Regions from separate parts of the Mus musculus genome. Here region 2 is linked to region 1. Evidence: chromatin loops called from intact Hi-C (ENCODE). Cell type or tissue: left cerebral cortex. All regions are shown on one strand.

Region 1 (2,500 bases):
CATGTGTATAGAGCTGTGTACGTGTGTGTGTGTGTGTGTGTGTGTGTGTGTAGACGTAGGCATATTTATACAAAGATGTATACACACCGAGTGATCGCCCAAATAAACCCCCTACTCTACCTTTAAAGTGTCTCTAGAGAATTAACCCAGGGGAGAGGCAGTGATACGTGAACCGTAAACATTCTCGCCTGTTGGCAGATAACCACAATGTGCATTCGTTCGCCTCCAAGAACTGAGAAAGGGGGAAAGAGAACAACCCACGGCAGAAAAACACACTAATCAAATCCACAATCAGCTCTGATGACGAAGCAAGCCTTCTAATCAAAACACAGTGGGGCAAAGCTGCAACAGGTTGTAAGCTTGGAGCTGGGCTTTTCCCAGGGGCCTCACCCACGCTTTCTTTTTAAACATCTAAAAAACGCGCACACAGGATTTCAATCACTTCTAATTTTTTTTTTTTAAGAAATAAGTTGCAGGCTGAACACGAGCTCCTAAAAACAGGAAATATCAAAGTATCATGTGAATCATCTCTTCCCCCTGCAACTGCTTCTTTAAAAAAAAAAAAAAAAAAAAAAAAGGCTAACCCTGTCCTTACCCCAAGAGGTCTTTGCCTGAATACTGGCCAGAGCCTTGTAGTCTAACACAGAGCGTATGTCTAAAATGATCACTTACATGGGGTCCCAGTTCACAACACATGAGAGACCAGAACACATGTCCTCTCAGGAAGGCCCTGGTGGCACAGTAGCAGGAAGAGGGTCAGAGGGACCTGACTGAGGCAGAGCAGCTTCCGCTGGAGGTTGAGAGCGAGCTGCGGGTCTGTAGGAGGCTCCAGGAGAGGAGGCAAAGGCTGACCCCTCTAACAGCTGTTGGCTTGCAAGTCATTGATGGTGGGGATGAGCAGATGACTGGTAAGTCACCGAGTAAACCGAAACGGGCGTGGTGGCACATGCCCTTCATCCCAGCACTATGCAGGCAGAAGCAGGTGGGTCACTGTGAGTTCAAGGCCAGCCAGGTCTACAGAGTGAGAGACCCTGTCCCAAAAGACAAAAACAAGAACGCTTTGCCCACGCTAAGGACAGTCATCTGTGTTGCTTCCCAAGGGTCAGTTCTGAGCCAGGTCCTGAAGGAGACGCCACCGGCTCCACAGCTTCTCAGGTACCCTCCGACAGAAGCCAACATGAACATCCACTGCCAAGCCTCTGCGCTTTCTCATACCCTGACCTAAAATGGAAAATGCTCAACGTAGAACATGTACGAGGGAGCATCCACTTGGGCTCTGCACTGCGAAAGGTAGCTCAGCCTCCTCTCCTTTGTTCTCCTCTTCCTCCTTCCTCCTCCTCCTCCTCTTCTTCCTCTTTCTCCTCCTCCTCTCCTCCCCCCACACTGGGCACTCTTGTCCACTGCTGGGGCCCAGCTCATCTCCTTCCTCCCCTGTGAGCCCCCTGGTCTTCTCCAGCCCTTGAGCTACTAGCCTTCCTTCCAGCATCTTGACTCCTCAGGCCCAGCACATCTTTAGCTCTCCCAGTGCTGCCCTCTGCTGGAAACAGACGTCACGCCTACGATCCAGGCTGCCAAGTCTTGTCCTCAGCTCTGCAGCAGCATGAGAGACAATGCTGGAGAGTGGGCGTGCACGGCACTGGTCCGGCACCTGATTGAGCTGAGATATCTGCTCTGCCACGCTGGACAGCGTGGATCAGTGGTGACATCTGTGGCCGGGATGCCTCAAGGTCTGGAGCTGACCAGCAGCCGCTGTGGCTCCCCGAGTCTAGCATGACAGGTAAGGGGTTCCAGTTCAAATGCTACTGACTCTGCTGCTCGTGAGGCCACTGACCTTTCATTTCCTCATGTGTAAGATGGGAACAATCACCCTTATCTCACCAGATTGTTAAGAGAATAAAAGAGAGTTATTTTGTGCAAAAAAAACCCAGAACAATCCCTGACACCTAGGAAGTACAAGGCAAGGGTGCCTTCTTTACTTTGTTATCTTAGGACATATGGTAGGATGTGGACACATACACCACACTTATTCTAAGTGCTCCTGTGGAGGCCAATGAGAACCTAACACACCAGGCATTCCACAGCTCACCCCATCCCCCACCTCCCTCTCACAGCGCCTGGTACTGTGCCAGGCAGAGTCAGAGGCCTGTCAATGCTCGTGAACAGGTTGGCCTCTTCTTAGAGGCTCCACCTTTTCTCATGTAAAGAATACTAAGTTTTTCTTAATACTCATAATTCCTGTGCCCATTTTTTTTAACAGGTGGAATCACTGAGGCCCAGGGGAGTAGTTAGTTAATGGACTAGGCTACTGAGCTAAGCATAGGTCAGACAGAAGGTACCACTGATAACCAACACTTTAAAACCTGGACTGTCAGTCACCCTGCAACCCAGCCAGTCTCCTGCCCCAAAATCCCCCAAATAAAAGAGAGGCAACGGCTCCATGGAGTTCATCATTTCCTGAGTGTCTTGTAATGATAAACATTACGTTTGGGAGCAGGAAATT
Region 2 (2,500 bases), 180 kb before region 1:
GCCAGAGACCTCCCCTCCCAAAAGATTTATCCATCCAGCTGGGAGAAAACAGAAACAAAAGCCCTTTATATTTATTTTTTAATGGGGATCCAAGAGTTGTTTCTCTGTTTTATTAACTTGTGTGTGTGTGTGTTTGTTCTTTTCAATGCCCATGTTCTAAAACATCCCAACTATTGTGTGAGCAAATGGGTAAACACAATAAAGGAGACCCTGCAAATTTTGTGGGTCTCACCTTTGAGGCCCCCCAGCCCAGAAGCATACATCTATGTGTGGCATCTAAGTTTCTGCAGAGGAGTAAGTACCGACTCTATTGGTTGATTTTTTACTTGTCTCTCTCACCAGACTGTAAGTCCCACTAGGGCAAGGCCTGGCACCTCTCTCTACACTCTAGACTATCAGTGACTATTCTGATGCTTAATACAGAAGAGACTTTGCACAAATGACCTTAGACATGTCCCGGAACATGAAGGGTGTATGATCAAGAGTGGGGCTGTTAACCATACTGCTTTGTCTCATTTGAAATTAGTCACCCGCGAAAAACAAATAAAATCTAGCAAACCTTTCCAGTTAGTAAAAAATCCACTCCTGCTAGCAAAGATCTCTTTCCTTAGGATTCATCCTTCTCCTTGAATCCCACGGCTCAATGCCCACCTCAGGGGGAGTGAGTGACAGCTAAGAGGAGGAGGGGCTTAGTTCAGCAGCTCACCTAGCTACTCACCTGGGGGAGGGGGGTGAGTGACAGCTGAGAGGAGGAGGGGCTTAGCTCAGGCCCTCAGTCAGTTCCTTGTTACTACAGACAGAATTTTTCCTCCAGGCCACCAGGACCTTACTGAACATACTTAGCCGTTCTTGGGTCTACAGTCACCCTCCCAAGTGGAGGAAAGAAAGCAGGGAACCTATGCCTGGACGGGAACATCTAGACAATCGAAGCATCTTTACACTTCTAACAGGGTACCTTAGTTCAATGGTTAAGAGCATTGAATGCTCTTCCAGAGGACCCAGTTTTGATTCTCAGCACCACAAGGCATTTCACAACCATCTGTAATTTAGTTCCAAGGGCTCTGATACCCTGTTCTGGCCTGTGCCAGCATCGAGGGACGCAATCTGCACACAGATATACACATAGGCAAAAATACCCATATTTATAAGACAAAAAAAAAATTTTTTTTAAAGTTAAATTAAGAAAAAAGAATGCTAGACAGAGATGAGATGTAGCACAAGACTTAGACAGCAGAGGGCAGCAGAGGCTCACTGTCGTGGGCTACTGAAGCAAGATGGTTGTGTGAATTTTGTTTTGTTTTGTTTTCTTTCTTCTCTCTCTCTCAAAGCCTCGCTTTTCCCAAGCTGAGTCTCTATAGGCTGAGGGCCTTGCAACCCAGTTGTCATTTCTGGAAAATACTATGATTCTCCCATCACAGTCAAGGCAACAGGCTCAGGACACAGAGGGACCTGCATCACCTTACAAAGAATTAGGCAGGCTACGGACGCTGATGCTTGAGCCTGCGTTATCATCCGCAAAGCTCAAAGAGCCTCTAAGCTACAGAAACAGGCATAGGCACTGCTGAAACCCAGCAGGAGCTCCTCGGGATCCCGGTGCACAACATCCTTCAGCATGGCCACTCACACAGGCACAACAGTCACAGACAGGCTTACCAACAATTGAGGCTACCTTCGCCAATACCTTAAAACGGATATTCTTGCTGCGACCCTTCACGTACTGCATCTAGAGGCTGTATCCCTCCCACACCAGGCTGGTGTTCTAAAGAACATCTTATCTGATAGGTTGGTTTCAGCCCTAGAGAGTCTGTCTTCTGCAGAGAAGGGCTCAAGTGCCTTCATGAGATGCCCATCACCAAGTACCAGCTGTGGCTGGACTAGAGGTTCACAGCTCAGTTGCCCCTCTCCCCTCTTGCAACGTGAAGACAGGCCTTCCATGTCCACAGAGGAGTTCATTTCATTTACTCCAAAATAAATTTATCTTTAAATGTAGATGAATACTGTCAAATACACAAGTTAGGAGGAAAAAAATGTTTTTAAAGAATATTAAAATGGAATGAACCTAGCCTTGCAGATCAAACTGCGGTAACCCTGACTAAGAGAGCACCCAGATGCCTAAGTGTATTCCCCTGCTAATGAAGCTTAAAATGAAATAGAACTCATGTACATGGGATGCTCTCTGCCTGACAAACAGGGGCAGGAGAAGCACTGGACTGATGACCTGCAGATCACACGCACAACAGGCACTCATCTCACACCCCAACACAGACTAAACCAAATTCGCATTTTGTCTTCTCATCCGACTCAGTTTCCTTTCCTCCTTCTCATTCTTCCTGCTCCCCAAAGCAAGGACAGCGTTCAGCGAAACCGTAAGCTGGTGTGCTGATTTGGTAGCACGTCCATATTGCAGAAAAGGCAAACCTGGCCACACAACCGTCTTGTTTCCATGAGAAAGGGTGAGCCCAAGCGCCACCATTCATAGCCTTACACACACCCAAGGGCT

The links. A loop is a pair of places that touch in the nucleus more often than their neighbours do. Peaks named below come from ENCODE experiments on the same cell type or tissue, not always from the same donor. Only the 100,000 strongest peaks of a DNase experiment are listed, where the experiment ranks them.
Region 2: a loop joins it to region 1, with 5 times the contacts of the local background. A loop is called at or near these places in 16 of 42 quality-filtered maps.

Annotation. Positions count from the first base shown.
Region 1 is chr7:49,249,241-49,251,740 of GRCm38, reverse strand. All of the region lies in intron 1 of Nav2 (neuron navigator 2), which reads right to left. Among named protein-coding and RNA genes, the nearest start is that of Nav2, 4.3 kb to the right of the region's middle. In left cerebral cortex, a CTCF peak has its summit at 1,545 (motif pointing left); DNase peaks (open chromatin) are centred at 1,542 and 2,095; H3K4me3 peaks cover 2,317 bases; H3K27ac peaks cover 1,876 bases.
Region 2 is chr7:49,424,998-49,427,497 of GRCm38, reverse strand. The region is part of intron 6 of Nav2 (neuron navigator 2); the gene reads right to left. Among named protein-coding and RNA genes, the nearest start is that of Gm51447, 12 kb to the left of the region's middle. In left cerebral cortex, a CTCF peak has its summit at 1,229 (motif pointing right); a DNase peak (open chromatin) is centred at 1,234; H3K27ac peaks cover 927 bases.